2 separate regions of the Homo sapiens genome follow, and region 1 is linked to region 2. A link is an interaction called in ENCODE POLR2A ChIA-PET data of the cell type or tissue named here. Cell type or tissue: Panc1. All regions are shown on one strand. Links, peaks and the distances in the headings refer to the core of each region. The heading gives the core; the rest is flanking DNA.

Evidence for each region. ChIA-PET counts read pairs that join two places held together with the same protein. Peaks named below come from ENCODE experiments on the same cell type or tissue, not always from the same donor. Only the 100,000 strongest peaks of a DNase experiment are listed, where the experiment ranks them.
Region 1: POLR2A ChIA-PET joins it to region 2 with 18 read pairs; 6 of 35 experiments call an interaction of 5 or more read pairs at or near these places.

What each region holds. Positions count from the first base shown.
Region 1 is chr17:19,460,543-19,469,878 of GRCh38, reverse strand. It overlaps LOC105371574 (a long non-coding RNA gene), which reads left to right and starts at 8,908. Exons shown (of 3, transcript NR_188341.1): 1 at 8,908-9,176. RefSeq lists enhancers at 6,426-6,971, 8,612-9,158, 9,159-9,336. In Panc1, for the core only: a CTCF peak has its summit at 2,238; no DNase peak of the experiment used is centred there.
Region 2 is chr17:19,638,295-19,647,630 of GRCh38, reverse strand. No RefSeq gene overlaps it. Among named protein-coding and RNA genes, the nearest start is that of ALDH3A2, 5.8 kb to the left of the region's middle. RefSeq lists enhancers at 1-74, 75-725, 1,272-1,491. In Panc1, for the core only: CTCF peaks have their summits at 1,356 and 1,555 (motif pointing right); no DNase peak of the experiment used is centred there; H3K4me3 peaks cover 234 bases; H3K27ac peaks cover 3,570 bases.

The sequences.
Region 1 (9,336 bases), core at 370-8,369, 180 kb after region 2:
ACAAAAATTAGCCGGGCGTGGTGGCGGGAGCCTGTAGTCCCAGCTACTCGGGAGGCTGAGGCAGGAGAATGACGTGAACCCGGGAGGCAGAGCTTGCAGTGAGCCGAGATGATGCCACTGCACTACAGCCTGGGCGACAGAACAAGACTCCGTCTCAAAAAAAAAAAAAAAGGTTCATCATGATGGCACTTAAATTTCAGTGATGTGTATGTTTCCCCCACACATACACTAATGAAGGAGGGGAGGTTCCTGGAGAGCAGTGAAGGACTTTAAATATTCATGACTATGTCGTGTCTTACCTTAAGATGTTCGAGGCGGTTATTGAACTAGCCATTAGAGGGCACTCCAGGCACCGAGGGAGGAATAAGCCTGTGCTTGATTTTCCAGCCCCTGAAATTGGTGACCCGGGTTGGGCGCAGTGGCTCACGCCTGTAATCCCAGCACTTTGGGAGGCCAAGTGGATGGATCACCTGAGGTCAGGAGTTCAAGACCAGCCTGGCCAATATGGTGAAACCCTGTCTCTACAAAATATACAAAAAAAGTACCTGGGTGTAGTGGCGCATGCCTGTAGTCCCAGTGACTCGGGAGGGTGAGGCAGTAGAATCACTTGAATCTGGGAGGCGAAGGTTGCAGTGAGCCGAGATCGCGTCACTGTACTCCAGCCTGGGCAACAACAGTGAAACTCCGTCTCTAAATAAATAAATAAGTGATGGACATCCCATTTACCTCCTTGCCCCTTGGTTTCTATTCCCAAATCCTGGGCTTCAGTTTGATCTTGGACAAGCTTTATTCTTTGGGTCATGGGTTCCCTATCTGTAGAATGAACATTTTGGATGGATGATTTGTGAGGTCACACATGGGTCAGATTTTCTTTTTTTTTTTTTTTTTTTTGAGATGGAGTCTTGCTCTGTCGCCAGGCTGGAGTGCAAAGGCGAGATCTCGAGATCTCAGCTCTCCACAAACTCCGCCTCCTGGGTTCAAGTGTTTCTCCTGCCTCAGCCTCCCGAGTAGCTGGGATTACAGGTGCGTGCTACCACGCCTAGCTAATTTTGTGTTTTTAAGAGACAGGGTTTCACCGTGTTGGCCAGGATGGTCTCAATCTCTTGACCTCGTGATCTGCCCACCTCGGCCTCCCAAAGTCCTGGGATTACAGGCGTGAGCCTCTGCGCCCAGCCCTGGCTCAGATTTTCTAGGGTTCAAATATTCGCATGTGGGGGGATCTTTTGTCATACTAATTCATGCATTTCCTGGGTCTTTGAGATTTTTGAAATCAGATAAATCCAATGCACAGGCTCATGTCTGTAATCCCAGCACTTTGGAAGGCCGAGACAGGAGAATCACTTGAGGTCAGGAGTTCAAGACCAGCCTGATCAACATGGTGAAACCACTTCTCTATTTTAAAAGAATACAAAAAGCGGGCCGGGTGCGGTGGCTCATGCCTGTAATCCCAACACTTTGGGAGGCCGAGACAGGCAGATCACAAGGTCAGGAGTTCAAGACCAGCCTTGAACTCCTGTCAACATGGTGAGACCCCGTCTCTACTAAAAATACCAAAAACTAGCCAAAATCTCTACTAAAAATACCAAAAATTAGCCGGGTGTGGTGGTGTACACCTGTAATACCAGCAACTCAGGAGGCTGAGGCAGGAGAATTGCTTGAACCCGGGAGGTGGAGTTTGCAGTGAGCTGAGATCGCGCCATTGTACTCCAGCCTGTGCAACAAGAGCAAAACTCCATCTCAAAAAAAAAAAAAAATACAAAAAGCCAGGAGTGGTGGCTCACACCTGTAATCCCAGCACTTTGGGAGGCTGAGGCAGGTGGATCACCTGAGTTCAAGACCAGCCTGGCCAACATGGTGAAACCTCATCTCTACAAAAAATACAAAAATTAGCCAGGCGTGGTGGTGCATGTCTATAATTCCAGCTACTTGGGAGGCTGAGGCTGGAGAATACTCGGGAGATGGAGGTTGTAGTGGGCTGAGATCATGCCACTGCACTCCAGCCTGGGTGATAGAGTGAGACTCTGTTTCAAAAAAAAAAAAGTAGGCCAGGTGCGGTGGCTCACACCTGTAACCCCAGCACTTTGGGAGGCCAAGGCGGGTGGATCACGAGGTCAGGAGTTCGAGACCAGCCTGGCCAACATGGTGAAACCCCGTCTCTACTAAAAGTACAAAAATTAGCTGGGTGTGGTGGCGCACGCCTGTAATCCCAGGTACTCAGGAGGCCAAGGCAGGAGAATAGCTTGAACCCAGGAGGCGGAGGTTGCAGTGAGCCGTGATCCTGCCACTGCACTCCAGCCTGGGCTACAGAGTGAGACTCTGTCTCAAAAAAAAAAAAAAAAATGATGCACAATATATTGCCAGGCTCAACAATCCACAGCCACTCCAGGGGATCCCCAGAGCCCCAGGCCACCCGTGGTGTGGGCTTTAGCAACTTTGACCCGCACTCTGCTCTGGTGCCCTCTCCTGGTCAGACCCTTCTGCTCAGGGCATCATGCACGGCTGGGGGGCCTCAGCCCTAGAGGAGCAGTTCAGAGATTAACCCACTTCAGTGTAGAAGCTCCCCCACCTCCCAACAGAGGCACTATGTCTCTTGGTGGAAAAACAAATTTCACTGTCATTTTCTTCCAGCCCTCTCCAACCCACAGCCTAACTTGGTCTCCAGTTAAATGACTGTCTTCTGGAAGCCTGTACATAGTTTAAGATGGGTCTCTGCAGATACACTCCCAATTCCTTGGACTTTCTGCTCATTGGCAGTGAAGCTCTGGGAAGGCAGAGGAGAGGTGAGCAGTGCCTACAGGAAACCCTGCCAGGAGTTCCACAGGCTGGCTGGCTCTGCAGCTCCTCTGCACCCCAGATCATCCCAGGGCCAGGTAACAGACAACTTGGGACACTCTACACCGCAGAGCCTGCGGAAATTATTCAAACTAACCAACCCTAAGCCTACTCACCTTGCCTTGCCCATTCCTTCCAGAGAAAACCCAATAAAGCCTTTTATCCACGCCTTCCCCTCGCTCCTGCCTTCTGGCCAACCTCAATGCTTCTCTGCATGGCCCTGCATGGGGTGGCGTGCTCCCTCCTCTTGAGAACTGTAACTTTTTTTTTTCTTTTTTTTTTTGTGGTGGGGTCCTCACAGTCTCACTCTGTCACCCAGGCTGGAGTGCAGTGGCACAATCACAGTTCACTGCAGCCTCCACCTCCTGGTGCAAGTGATCCTTCTGCCTCAGCCTCCTGAGTAGCTGGGACTACAGGCACGTGCTACCACGCCTGGCTAATTTTTGTATTTTTGTAGACAGAGGGTTTTGCCATGTTGCCCAGGTTGGTCTTAAACTTCTGGGCTGTCTCAGCCTCCCAAAGTGCTGGGGGTGAGCTACCATGCCTGGCCAAGTAATTAGCTTTCTTTTCTTTTCCTTTTTGAGATGGAGTTTTGCTCTTTTGCCCAGGCTGGAGTGAAGTGGTACAATCTCAGCTTACCCCAACCTCCTCCATCCCCCGGGGTTCAAGTGAGTCTCCTGCCTCAGTTTCTCGAGTAGCTGGGATTACGGGCACCCACCACCAAGTCAGGCTAATTTTTGTATTTTCAGTAGAGACAGGGTTTTGCCATGTTGGCCAGGCTGGTCTCAAACTCATGACCTCAGGTGATCCACCCACCTTGGCCTCCCAAAGTGCTGGGATTACAGGCATGAGCCACCGTGCTCAAGTAACTAGTTTTCAATGGCAAATGTCTCCAGATCTGTAAGCCTTGCCATATCTGTATAAAAAGCAACTACCAGGTACATTTTAAAACACTGATCATCATGGCATCCTTGGAGCTGTGTTCTGGGAGAGGAGTATGCAGGAGCCCTCCTGGAGCTCACTTGGAGGGGGGCCTCTGGGCCAAGTGACTGGAGCAAGCAGAGGGGAAAGACACCCCTCTTCACTTTACCCATCATGGATGGTTAACCTCAGAGACCATTAGGCCCAGAATGAGCCCCAGAGTGACCTTAATCCCCTTCATTTGCACATGGGGTTAATGAGACTCAGAAGGGAAGGGAGACACCAACTGCAGAGACAAAGTGACCATTTGGGCTGCAAACCTGCCGTGTTGACTCTGATTAGCTCCAGTCCCAGGAATGCCTCCTGATTCCTACACTTAATCAGGAACACCATGGAACACTGGTGTTCCATGAAAGGGCCTGGACTTAATTTCCTGTCCTTAGTGTGAGAACGTGTCAACCCTGATGTTATCACACAAATTCTAGGCTATGATGCACAGCATTCCTGCCTGCTCTGGATTGCTGCCATTGTCTCTGTAGAGCAATGCACACTTTCTCCATGGTGTACAAGCCCTGGGTCTGGGAGTGTGGACACCTGTCTTGCTGTCACCCAAGACCATGCTTCTGCCTTAAATTCCCCAAATAAACCACCCTTTGCTGACACACTGGATGTGTGTGCCTTGTTCTTTGGTTTCTCAGCTCCTTCTGCGTTTGGGGCTGCTTTGCGTATGTGGCCCTTTCACAGAGCACCAGTGTTCACACAGCACATGGGAAATATGATCTCATTGCTCTCCTTGCCACCCCCCCCCCACTTTTTTTTTGAGATGAAGTCTCGCTCTGTCACCCAGGCTGGAGTGCAGTGGCGTGATCTCAGCTCACTGAAACCTCCGCCTCCCAGGTTCAAGCAATCCTGCCTCAGCCTCCCAATAGCTGGGATTAGAGAGATGCACCACCACCCCCAGCTAATTTTTGTATTTTAGTAGAAATGGGGTTTTGCCATGTTGGCCAGGCTGGTCTTGAACTCCTGACCTCAGGTGATCCACCCGCCTTGGCCTCCCAAAGTGCTGGGATTACAGGCATGAGCCACTGCAACCAGCCTCATTGCCCCTTTCTGACCTGCTCATAGCCTAAGCCCAGGCTAAAAGTGAAACAGGAAAACCAGTCCCCATTCTTCACCCCACAGAAGCCTGGGAGCTAATCCTGATGTTGTAAATGGGATATGGGGAACCTGAGGTGATGGGGAGAGAGTGTTGAACAAGCCTGACTCTGTCCAAGCCAGGCACAGGACCAAAGGACCTGAGTCGCTGACGTCAGAGAGTGCTTTACTGGGCTTCTCAGTCTTGTGTGACCCTGGGCAGGTTTTTCGTCTGGTCCTTTAGGCTCCGAATAAATGATGGCAAAAACTTGGTCTCCAAATTCTATGATGACTTCACCAGAAGATTCGTATAAGGATGTTCATAGCAGCTTCATTCATAGTATCCCCAAACTGGAAATATCCCAGGATTCCACCAATAGCAGAATGAAAAGCAATCTGTGGTCAGGCACACAATGGAACACTGCTCAGCAATAAAAGCACCGCTGGCACACACAGCCTCACGCTGCACAAAAAGAACATAGTTCCCAACGGAGAACATATTGTATGAGCCCATGAATAGGAGGTTCCAGAATAGGCAAAACTTACCCAGAGTGGGAGAAAAGCAGAACAGTGGTGGTCTTTGTGGGGACAGAAGCCTTACCCAGGCAGGAGCAGAGTCGCAGAGCACAGGAGCCATGGATATGGTCCCAGTGAGGATGCACTGCTGGCTGCATGTGCCTGGCCAGGGTGTTCATATCACTGGGGGGGACAGGCTTTGTGCTGGCTGCTCCCCGATGAGTAAATTAACATGTGGACTCACTTAGGTGGAGAAAATGTACTCAGTGAGGCTGTGAGTGCCAAGCGTGTCTTTCCCCTCTCCTGCAAATCCAAACTTACTCATTAGGGCTCTGAGTTTTTGTTCCTAGGCTTTATTTACATTTTCTTCTCCGGCTTGTGCCACGTGCAGTGAACACGTGTCACATTGCAGTTTTCTACAGGGTTCCTCCTTGGAGGTTTTCTTTTTTCTTTTTTTTTTGAGATGGAGTTTGGCTCTTGTGGCCCAGGCTGGAGTGCAATGGCATGATCTCGGCTCACCACAACCTCCACCTCCCGGGTTCAAGTGATTCTCCTGCCTCAACCTCCCGAGTAGCAGGGATTACAGGCATGCGCCACCACGCTTGGTTAATTTTTGTATTTTTAGTAGAGACAGGTTTTCACCATGTTGACCAGGCTGGTCTCAAACTCCCAACCTCAGGTGATCCACCTGCCTCAGCCTCCCAAAGTGCTGGGATTACAGGCATGAGCCACCACACCCAGCGGAGGTTTCCTCTTCCTACTCAGGTGTTCAGTACACAATGCTCTGTCCCACACCCTGGCTTCTATTCCCCTGTTGCCCAGGTGTCCTGAGGCTCTCTGGATGTGTTAGGTCATTCTTGCATTTCTATAAAGGAATACCTGAGGCTGGGCAATTTATTGGATTGGTGCAAACATAATTGCAGTTTTTGCTACTTTTTCTTAATGCAAAAGCTGCAAATTACTTTTGCACCAACCTAATATAAAGAAAAGAGGTTTAAGTGGCTCACGGTTCTGCAGGCTGTACAGGAAGCAGGGCACCAGCATTTGCTCAGCTTCTGGGGAGGTGTCAGAGCTTTTACTTGTGGTGGAAGGGGAAGTGAGAGCAGCATGTCACATGGGGAAAGCAGAAGCAGAGAAAGCATTGCACCAGTGAAGCTGCACACTTAAACAACCAGACCTCAGCAGAACTCACTATCACGAGGACAGCACCAAGCCACGAAGAATCTGCTCCCACGATCCAAGCACCTCCCTCCAAGCCCCACCTCCAACATTGGGGATTACATCTCAACGTGAGGTTTGGGCAGGGACAAACATCCAAACTCTATCATTCTGCCCCTGGCCCCTCCAAATCTTATATTCTTCTCACATTGCAAAATACAATCATGCCTTCCCAATAGTCTCCCAAAGTCTTTTTTTTTTTTAGACAGTGCCTCACTCTGTTGCCCAGGCCGGAGTGCAGTGGCACTATCTTGGCTCACTGCAACCTCTGCCTCCTGGGTTCAAGTGATTCTCATGCCTCAGCAATCCGAGTAGCTGGGATTACAGGCATGCGCCACCGTGTCTGGCTAATTTTTGTATTTTTAGTAGATGCGGGGTATCACCATGTTGGTCAGGCTGGTCTGACCAACTGGCTTCAAGTGATCCACCTGTCTTGGCCTCCCGAAGTGCTGGGATTACAGGCATGAGCCACCATGCCTGGCCCCAATAGTCTCCCAAAGTCTTAACTCATTCCAGCATTAACACAAAGTCCCATGTCCAGGTCCAGAGTTTCATCTGAGACTCATTTCCTTCCTCCATCTATAAGCCTGTAAAATCAAAACAAGTTATTTACTTCTAAGATACAATGGGGAAGTGGGCATTGGGTAAACATTCCTGTTCCAAAAGGGAGAAATTGGCCAAAAGGAAAGGGCTACAGGCTCCAATTAAGTCAGAAACTCAGTAGGGCAGTCATTAAATCTTAAAGCTCCAGGCTGGGCATGGTGGATCATGCCTGTAATCCTAGCACTTTGAGAGGCCGAGGCAGGTGGATCACTTGAGCTTGAGAGTTTGAGACCAGCCTGGACAGCATAGCTAAACTTCATCTCTACATATATATACACACACACATATATATAATATTATATATATAATATATCATATAATATTAATATTATATATTATATATAAACATACACACACATATATTATACATATTATATATAATGTATAAACATACACATATATATTATATATATAAACATACATATATATATATAATCTGGGTATGGTGGTGTGCACCTGTGGTCCCAGCTACTCAGAAGGCTGAGGTGGGAGGATCGTTCGAGCCTGGGAGGTGGAGGTTGCAGTAAGCCAAGATCACACCATTGCACTCCAGCCTGGACAACAGAACAAGACCCTGTCTCAAAATAACAAAAAACAAAAACAAAACAAAAAAAACTTAAACTCTAAAAGAATCTCCTTTGACTCCATGTCCCACATCCAGGGACACTGGCATGAGGTCTGGACTCCCAAGGCTTTGGGCAGCTCCGCCCCTGTGGCTTTGCAAGGTTCAGCTCCCGTCGCTCCTGTCACAGTTTTCTGGGCACAAGGGTACAAGCTGCCAGTGGCTCTACCATTCCAGGGCCTGGAGGACATTAGCCCCCCTTCCCAGAGCTCCACTAAACAGTGCACCAGTGGGGATTTTGTGTGTGGGGCCTCCAACCCCACATTTCCACTATTCCACCTCTTCGGAGGTTTTCTCTTTCTACTCAGGTGTTTGCCACATGGTGCTCTGTCCCACACACTAGTTTCTATTCGCTTGTTGGCCAAAGGTCCTGAGGCTTTCTGGTTGTGTTAGGCCATTCTTGCATTGCTATAAAGGAATACCTGAGGCTGGGCAATACTGTGCTAGTAGAGGTTCTCTCTGAGGGCTCCAGCCCTGCTGTAGGTTTCTGCTTGGGCACCCAGGCTTTCTCATACATCCTCTGAAATCTAGGGGGAAGCTGCCAAGCCTCATTCACTGTTGTACTCTGCCAGCCTACAAGCTTAACACCACATGGAAGCCACCAAGGCTTATGGCTTGCACCCTCTGTGGCTGTGGCCCAAGCTGTCCCTAGGGCCCTTTGAGCCATGGCTGGAGCTGGAGCCTCCCTAAGTGGCACAGGGCACACTTCAGGCTGGGCCCATAAAACCATTCTTTCTTTCTAGGCCTCTGCACCTGTGATGGGAGGAGCTTCCTTAAAGGTCTGTGAAATGCCTTTGAGGCCCTTTTCCCATTGTCTTGGCTGTTAATTAGCACTTGGCTCCCTTTCAGTTATGCAAATTTCTCTAGCAAATGATTATTCTGCAGCCTGCTTTAATTCTTCCCCTGATAGTGCTTTTACTTTTTCTGCCACATGCTCAAGCTGCAAAATTTCCAAACTTTTATGCTCTGCTTCCCTTTTGAATATAAATTTTAAATATAAGTCACAATGGGCCATCTGTGACATCATGCTGGGGCTGCTTGCCCACTTGGCTCCCTCTAGGGAAGTACTCCCAGCTGCCCACAGTCATCCTTCTCCATCCCACTGACCTTCCACCCGTGACCAATCAGGAGATGTTTCCAGTTTATTGGTGAATTTATTAGGGCTCAGAGAGGATGACCTATCCAAGGTCCCACTGCCAACTGAATGTAGGACAAGTCTCTGAACCCAGTGTGCCCCTGCCAGAAAGTAGCAGGGATCACAGAAGTCCAGCAGAGGTCTGCCGCCTTGGACCCCGCCTCTTACACATTGAGTGTGGTTTCTGCAGTGATGGTAAATAAGCCTCGAGCCCTTAATTCCTTAATTTGTTCACTAACTCTATATTTTCCATAAATGTGGCAAACATTTCTCTCAGTTGATCTTTTGTGAGTCTTCATTACAGTGGATTTTTATCTTTGATTTTTCTATTTCTCAGTTTTGACTTTCATTTTGG
Region 2 (9,336 bases), core at 736-8,735:
AAAAGGAAAAAATTAAGCAAAAAGCTGAGTCATGCAAGAAACTGCCTTTCTCTATGTCCCTAAGCAGATAGCTACAGATAAAAGGTTAAATGTCCCCACAGGTAGCTGCTCTGTCCTCACCTTATCTTACTGAAGTGCTGATTTACACAGCAGGAGGCAAATACATAATTGACTATTCCCCTGCCTGTTCCTTTTTCTATTTGTGCAATGTGTGGATTCAGTAATGACCATGTTCTCCCTCTTTCCCCTCCAGCCCGCTCCTCCCTTTTAAATATTGAAGCCCTCAAAATCATCTTTAGATAAAGGCACAGACCTCCCTCCCAAGCATGTCCTTAACCTTGGCAAAATAAACTTCCAAATTGATTGAGAGCTGGTTTTGGTTTACAAGCTGGCAGCCAAAGGAAGTGACTCAGTGGAGGTGGCCCTGACCTTTGACAAATCTATCAGTGCTTGGTACCAGCTTGGGCTATTTTTATTGCTCAAACAGGACAATTTGCTGAGGCCTGGGAGCACCCCACTCCAGAGAATCCCTGATGTCCCAAAATTTGGTTGAGATCTAAAGTTTATTTTGCTGTACACCTCTTTGTCTGCAGTTTTACTTACTCCCAACAAAGAAGGTGCGTTTTCCTGCCTCCATGACGATGGAGGGGAGGCAACTCCTTTCTGGAATTTCATCTGGCTTCCAGCAGGGAAGGTGAGTCTGAGTTTTTTTTCTCCTTCTAAAATGGTAAAGAGCAGTCTTGAGCCTGGACCCTATTCCTAGGTAAGCACCTGAATTGGAGTTTTGTCTTGGAAACTCTCCTTGGTGACTAAAGTTAAGATTAACAACCAGCTGGTCTTAATTTCTCCTTACCATTAGAGCGCTCAATAATACAAATTGTGCGATCATTTCTTTTGCTTAACTGTTTCTTTGTTTGTTTCTGTTGTTGTTTTGGTCTTTTTCCCATTGGGTTTGACCAGCTCTACTTGACTTGGTCAAATCTGAAGGAAAGTTGAAATTATGGAGAACAAGGTCTTTGAATTGGCTAAATTACCACAGCTGAGGGGAAAAAAATGAAAAAGAAAAAACAGGCCGGGCATCCTGATGGTTTCCCTGCTTCTACTCTTTCGGGTTTTTTTTTTTTTTTTTTTTTAGACAAGGTGTCACTCTTGTCACCCAGGCTGGAGTGCAGTGGCCATGATCATGGCTCACTGCAGCCTCCAGCTCCCAGGCTCAAGTGATCCTCCCACCTCCACCTCCCAAGTAGCTGGGACTACAGGTATGTGTCACCATGCCTGGCTAAATTTTTTTGTATTTTTTGTAGAGATGAGGGCTTGCGATGTTGCCCAGGCTGGTCTCCGACTCCTGGGCTCAAGTGATCCCCCTCCCTCAGCCTCCCGAAGTGCTGGGATTACAGATGTGAGCCACCTCGCCGGCCCCCTGCTTCTACTCTTGACTCTAGAGATTGTTATTTCTCAGTTCTACACTTGCCCTTTTATACTCTACTGCAGGGACCTAGAGTGTGTGAACCCCATTTCCCAGGCTCTCGTGCCCGCTGGCTTCTGCCAGTAGGGGGCACTATAAGGAAATCAGAAGGCAGGAGGTGGAGAGTAACTTACTGCTTCTGGATTCAATCGTGTGGCAGTTGCTGGCCATTTCTATAGTGAAAGTGGAGGAGGGATTATTCTTTACTCTAGGAATTCCTTCCATGGTCAAGGTGGCACCTCTCTAGTAGACAGAGGATGAAAGTGATAGTGTCTCCAAATGGCACAGAAGCTGGTGCAGTTCCATTGGTTCCAGCTAAGGGTATTTTTAGCAGCTTTTTTATCTATGATGTCACTCCATTATTCTTTTTGACATCTATTACTCTTAAAATTCCCTCTGCATGAAATAACTAGATAGTTTATCTTTCGTGACTGGACTCTGATAACACTTTGTTGTAGCCTGTTCTCCACCTAGCCATTGGTGTCCGAAGGTACCCTGATCATGTTAATTCACTGCTTAAAACTTTCCAATAGCCTCCCCTCACGTTTAGAATAAAATTCAAAATGTGAATTTTTCTACACATATTCTACAAGCCCTAAATGCCCTGGCCCGTGACTACATCTTCAACCTCTTTTTGTAGGATTCTCCCACTTAGTGAGTTTCAGCCAGAGTGCCTTCCTTGCTGTACACTACTGAGCATTCTAAACACATTCCCAGCCCGGGGCTTTTGCATTCATTCTGTTTCCTTTGCCTGTAGTGTCCAGCTATCATTCTCACTTAATTCAATTGCTGCTTCAATATTACCTCCCTAAAGAAGACTTCCCTGACCACCATGTCTAAAATATCAGTCTCTGCTACTTTCTGTCCCTGACCCTGTTTTATTTTTCTTAATATAAATGTATCTATTTGTTTGTTGTTTTTAATGTGTCTTCCTCACTGGAATATCTTGTAAAATCAGGGTCTTTGTTGTTCATGTTCACTGTAATGTTAGTACCTTGAATAGAATCTGGCCCACAGTAGGTGCTCAGTAAGTATTTATTGAATGAATGAATGAATGAATGGTACACTCTCACATACTCTAGTCTTAGTGTCTTGGCACTGTCTACTTTTGTGGCTTTCTCAACAGCCTGTAATTTGAAGCTTAAGGAGATTCATGATGAAGCAAGGAAATTGGCAAGACCATCAAACTCTTCTTCACTTCTACTTCTCGCTTGCCTGCTTTGGACAAAAACAAAAAAATCCAGCCCATGTGGAAATACCATAGTTAAAGTTGGGAGACAGTAGGTGAAAAGGCAAGCAGGCTTATATAACAAAAGCAGTAGCTCCAACATATACAAAGTGTTTAATTCAATTATGTAAGTAACTGAGGAGTGCTTGTGCATAGGAAGCCAATCAACTAATATCAGTATCTAGAACCGTGTGGCAACAATATTTAAATCAGCTCAAAGGCCGCCAGAGAGTGTACCCAATAATCTTTATCTGATCTGAAAGGGTAACCAGTTCTAAATGCTGGCTAATAAATATTGTGTAAGGAACTAGGTAAATTGAGATATGAATCATGCTTCCATTTAAAAAAAATGTAAATAATGAACAGAATTCCAGTGTGGAATTAGAACAGGAATCGGTTTCACCTAGGGCAAATTAATTGCTAAGTAGCGAAGAGCTGCTGCTTTTGCTGAGCATAAGATGTGAGGATTTCTTTCTTTCTTTCTTTTTTGAGGCAGAGTCTCGCTCTGTCGCCCAGGCTGGAGTGCAGTGGTGCAATCTTAGCTCACTGCAACCTCCACCTCCCAGGTTCAAGCAATTCTCCTGTGTCAGCCTCCTGAATAGGTGGATTTCAGGCATGTGCCACCATGCCCAGCTAATTTTTGTATTTCTAGTAGAGACAGGGTTTCACCATGTTGGTCAGGCTGGTCTCAAACTCCTGACCTCATGATCCGCTGCCTCAGCCTCCCAAAGTGCTGGGATTACAGGCGTGAGCCACCGTGCCGGGCTGAGGATTTCTTACAAACGATGTACTCTGATTCTAATGGCATAATCACCAAGAATTTACTACCAACTCTTGAACATTTTCTTTATTAGTTAGAGAAATCAACTGATGGCATTTTGTTGGGCATATTTAAAAATCACATCCAAGTGCTTTAATAGAACAAGGTGATATATTTATGGAACCAAAGAGAGGACTGGGAATTCTTTTACTACACTCCCAAGCTGAAACATTCTCCCTTCAGCTTTTGAATATGATATACTCATTGATTTAAGTAGCTATGGGTAATGAAATCACCACAGCAGGTTATAGGGGTAAGGGGTGAGTCCTCACAAGCTTCTCCTTTCAGGAATGCAGTAGACTGTAGTGATTTTACTATGCCTGCCCACTATACTTTTCCATCCTCCTTTTTCAGCTTAAAAAAAACCAAGTTTTTCTTTTTGTTTTTATTGGGGGTAATCAACTCCATGACCCTTCTCCACCACAACCTTTAGATCTTTGATCTGCTCAGTTATCAGCAGGGAGAGTTTTCTTAAAGGCAAGGATGAAACAGACACTTTTAATTATTTAAACCTCAGGGGGACTAAGGTAGTGAGTGTGTACCCAGGAGTTCTTTCTGCCTTCTGGCCCAAATTTCATTACATTTTCATTGGATACTACATAAATACAAAACAGTGCCTACAGTAAATTATTACAGAGTTTACCTACCTGTATCTATGACCCAGAACATTACCAGCATTCCTTTTAGGCCCCTACCCAATCACCACTATAGAATTTCTGGGTGAAAGTAAATACATGTTTTAACTTTAGAAGCCAAATAATTTTTCAGTGTTTTTATACCAATTTATATTCCCTACCACACAGTCTAGCAGCTGCTTTCTAAAACTTGATTTAAAAAAATAATTACCCATTCTGGTGGATGCGTAGTGATCTCTCTCTCTCTCTCTCTTTTTTTTTTTTCTTTTTTGAGACTCTGTCTCAAAAAAAAAAAAAAAGGAATGCAGCGGTATGATCTCAGCTCACAGCAACCTCTGCTTCCTGGGCTCAAGTCATCCTCTCACTTTAGCCTCTCTAGTTGCTTGCGTTACAGGTGTGTGCCCCCGTGCCTGGCTAATTTTTATATTTTTAGTAGAGACAGGGTTTTGCCATGTTGCCCAGGCTGGTCTTGAACTCTTGAGCTCAAGACATCCACCTGCCTTGGCCTCCCAAAGTGCTGGGGTTACAGGTGTGGGCCACTGCACCCAGCTTGTAGTGATATCTCCTTGTGATGTTAACTTCCATTTCCCTAGTGACTAATCATGGTGGGTTCCTTTTCATGTGTATTGACTATTTGCACATATTTCCATAGCTGGGAATAGCAGATTTTATGAAAGGTGTTTAAGACAACAGACGTGAATTGAAGCCTCAGACTGCCTTGGACACCTTTCCTAACTTTCAAAACACTCTTCTTCAGCAAATGCCAATATAAATGTTTGTGTCCACAGATCAATAATAGAAAAGAACAAACACAGGACCATAGACACTACACACACGCACACATGCATATAACTCTAAGGAAAAGGAGATAAAGATCTTTACAAAAGATGAAGCATTCTGATGTGTAATTCTCACAATCTCTTAAGACACTGACACATGATCTTTGGGGGCGGGGGCGGAGGAGTTAGCCCAAAGGAAGGCTGTGAGGGATTAAAGAATAGATTATAAGAAAACAGGAGAGGGCAAACTCGAATTGAAACTCAGGAAAGAAAGAGAAGAGAAAAGCACACCTTAATAGAGATGAAAGTTGCATGAGAACAAAAGGTAAGAGATACAAAAAGAGAAGTTTGACAAAATTACATAAAATGAAAAGGAGACAAATGATTCCATTTACATGATAGAATAGTCAAATTCATAGAAACAGAAAGTAGAACAGTGGTTACTAAGGGCTGGGGCAGGGGGCAAGGGAAGCGGTTATGGTAACAGAGCTACTGCTTGATGGGGACAGAGTTTCAATTTGGAATGATGAAAAAGTTCTGGAGGTAAATAGTGGCGATGATTGCACAACATTGTGAATGTACTTAATGCCACTGAATTGTTCACTTAAAATGATTAAAATGGTAAAATATACATAAAAGATACAAAAAATACATAAAACATGTGGATGTAAGTTTTCAACTCATTTGGGTAAATAGCTTATTTGGGTATGTGCTTATTGGAGACCTATGCTTAGCTTTGTAAGAAACTGCAAAACTCTTCCAAAGTGGCTGTACCATTCATCATGCATTCGTACCAATATATAAGAGTTCCTGCTGTGCCACATCCTTGCCAGCATTTGGTGGTGTAAGTGCTTTGGATTTTAGCCATTCTCATAGGTGTGTAGTGGTATCTCATTGTTTTATTGCCAATTCCCTGATGACACATAATGTTGAGTATCTTTACACATCTTTATTTGCCATCTGTATAGATTCTTCGGTGAGGTGTCTGTTTAAACCATTTTTAATTGGGTTGCTTTTTATTGTTGAGTTTAAATAGTTATTTGTATATTTTAGATAAATAGTCTTTTATATAAGCTATGTTTTTACAAAGATTTTCTCATAATCCTTGGCTTGTCTTTTCATTCTATTAACAGTGTTTTTTTACAGAGCAAGTTTTAAATTTTAATGAAGTCCATTTTATGAATTTTTTCTTTCATGAATTGTGCTTTTGGTTTTGTATCTAAAAAGTCATTGCCAAACCCAAGGCCACCTAGATGTTCTCCTGTGTTATCCTAGGAGTTTTATAGTGATGCATGTCAGGAAGAAAAGAAAGATACAAGATTTTTCTCTAGGTTTTGGTTTTGTTTTATTTTTTGGCATGTGGATATCTAGTTGTTTCAGTACCATTTGTCAAACAAGCTGTCCTTTCTCCATTGAATTGCTTTTGTTTCTTTGTCAAACCTTAGTTGACTGTATTAGTGTGAATCCATTTTCAGTTTTGTATTCTGTTCTATTTATTTGTCTATTCAGTCATCAATGCCACATTATTGTGTTTACCTTTATGGTAAATCCTGTAGTTGGTAGTGTCAGTCTACCAACTTTGTTCTTCAACATTGTGTTGGCTATTCTGGGTTTTTGCTTTTCCATGTCATCTTTAGAATCAAGTTGGTCAATATCCACAAAATAAACTGCTAGATTTTGATTGAGAGTGTTGAATCCATGTATCAAGTTGAGAAGAACTGGCATCTTTTCAACTTCAACTCTTCATTTTCATGAACATGGACTGTCTCTTTATTTATTTACATCTCCTTTGGTTTCTTACATCAGAATTTTGTAGTTTTCCTCATATAGATCTTGTATATATTTAGATTTATATCTAAGTATTTCCGCCCCTTTTTGGTGCTAATGTAAGTGGTGTTTTTAATTTTAATTTCAAATCCAAAGTGTTCATTGCTATTGTATAGTAAAATAATTGACTTTGTATAATAACTTTCATCCTGATACCATGCTATAATCACTTATTAGTTCCAGAAATCTTTTTTGTTGATTATTTGGGATGTTCTACCTTGATAACCATGTTATCTGTGAACAAAGGCAGCTTAATTTCTTTCTTCCTAATATGTATACATTTCCTTTATTTGTCTTATTACATTAGCTAAAACTTCAGTTACGATGTTGAAAATGAGTGGTGAGAGGGGACATCCTTGCTTTGTTCCTAATATTAGCAGGAAGGCATGCAGCTTCTTTTGACTAATATGTTATCTGTAGAATTTTGTAGATGTTTGTGATCCAAGTGAGGCATTTTTATTATTATTTTTTTTTTTTTTTTTTTTTTTTTTTGAGACGGAGTCTCGCTCTGTCGCCCAGGCCGGACTGCGGACTGCAGTGGCGCAATCTCGCTCACTGCAAGCTCCGCTTCCCGGGTTCACGCCATTCTCCTGCCTCAGCCTCCCGAGTAGCTGGGACTACAGGCGCCCGCCACCGCGCCCGGCTAATTTTTTGTATTTTTTAGTAGAGACGGGGTTTCACCTTGTTAGCCAGGATGGTCTCGATCTCCTGACCTCATGATCCACCCGCCTCGGCCTCCCAAAGTGCTGGGATTACAGGCATTTTTATTATTGAAATAAAATAAATAAAACTTACTATTTTAACCATTAAGGTGCACAATTCAGTGACATTAAGTACATTCACAATGTTCTGCAACCATCAATATCATTCACTTTTAGATCATTTTCATCATCCCAAACAGAAATTGTACCCATAAACAATAATTCCCCTCTTGCTCTCTTTCAATCCCCTAATAACCTCTATACTTTATGATTTTGACTATTCTGGGCACCTCACATACGTGTAATCATACAAGATGTGTCTTTGCGTACTTGTACAAGTGTCCTTGTATAATAGGCCTGCATATGGCTTATTTTCCTTAGCACAATGTTTTCTTTTTAGGGGAAAACAGGGTCTTGCTCTGTTACCCTGGCTGGAGTGCAGTGGCACAAACATGGCTTACTGCAGCCTCAATCTCCCAGGCACAAGTGATCTTCCCACCTCAGCCTCCTGAGTAGCTGGGACCACAAGCATGTGCCACCATACCTGGCTAATTTTAAAATTTTTTGTACAGACAGGGTCTCACCATTTTGCCCAGGCTGGTCTCAAACTCCTGAGCTCAAGGGATCCTCCTGCCTCCATCTCCCAAAGTGCTGAGATTATAGGCAAGAGCCACAACACCACCAGCCCTAGCACAATGTTTTTAAGGTTCATCCATGCTATAGCATATATCAGAGTTTCATTTCTTTTTAAGATTGATTAATATTCCATTGTAAGTATACCACATTTTGTTTATCCATTTACAAAATGGACATTTGGGTTGATTCTACCTTTTGGCTATTGTGAGTAATGCTGCTGTGAACACTGGTGTACAAATATCTGTTTGAGTCCCTGCAGCATATCATAATTCTATATTTGTTAAAGATCTCACATACTATTTTCTATAGTGGTTGCACCATTTTATGTTCCCATCAGCAATGTACAATAGTTCCAATTTCTCCACATTCTCACCAAAACTTGCTTTCTGTTTTCTTTCTGTAATGACCCCTATAATAGGTATAAAGTAATATCTCATTGTGGTTTGGATTTGCATTTCCCTAATGACTAGTGATGCAGAGAGAATATTTTCATGCCCTGGTTAGCTATGTATCTTCTCTGGAGAAATGTCTGTTCAAGTCCTATGCCTAGTTTTTTTGTTTTTTGTTTTTGAGACAGAGTCTCGCTCTGTCACCCAGGCTGGAGTGCAGTGGCGTGATCTTGGCTCACTGCAACCTCCGCCTCCCAGGTTTAAGTGATTCTCCTGCCTCAGCCTCCTGAGTAGCTGAGATTACAGGTGGCTGCCACCATGCCCAGCTAATTTTTGTGTTTTTAGTAGAGATGGGGTTTCACCATGTTGGCCAGGCTGGTCTTGAACTCCTGACCTCAAGTGATCCACCTGCCTCGGCCTCCCAAAGTACTGGGATTACAGGTGTGAGCCACCATCCCCAGCCATATGCCTAGTTTTGAATTAGGCTGTTTGTATATTTTGTTCTTGTGAGTTGTTAAGAATTTATGTCCGAACATAAATCCCTTATCAGATATATACTATGCAAATACCTTTTCCCATTCAGAAGGTTACCTGTTTATATTATTAATAGTGTCCTTTTATGCACAAAAGTTTCTAATTTTTATGAAGTCCTGTTTATCTATTTTGTTGTTGTTGCTTGTGCATATCCAAGTAATCGCTGCCAAATCCAGATTTCCCCTTATGTTTTCTTCTGGCAGGCTTAGTGTTTGGTCTTATGTTTAGGTCTTTGATCACTTTTTTTTTTTTTTTTTGAGATAGGGTCTCACTCAGTCACCCTGGAGTACAGTGGTGCAATCAGAACTCACTGCAGCCTTCA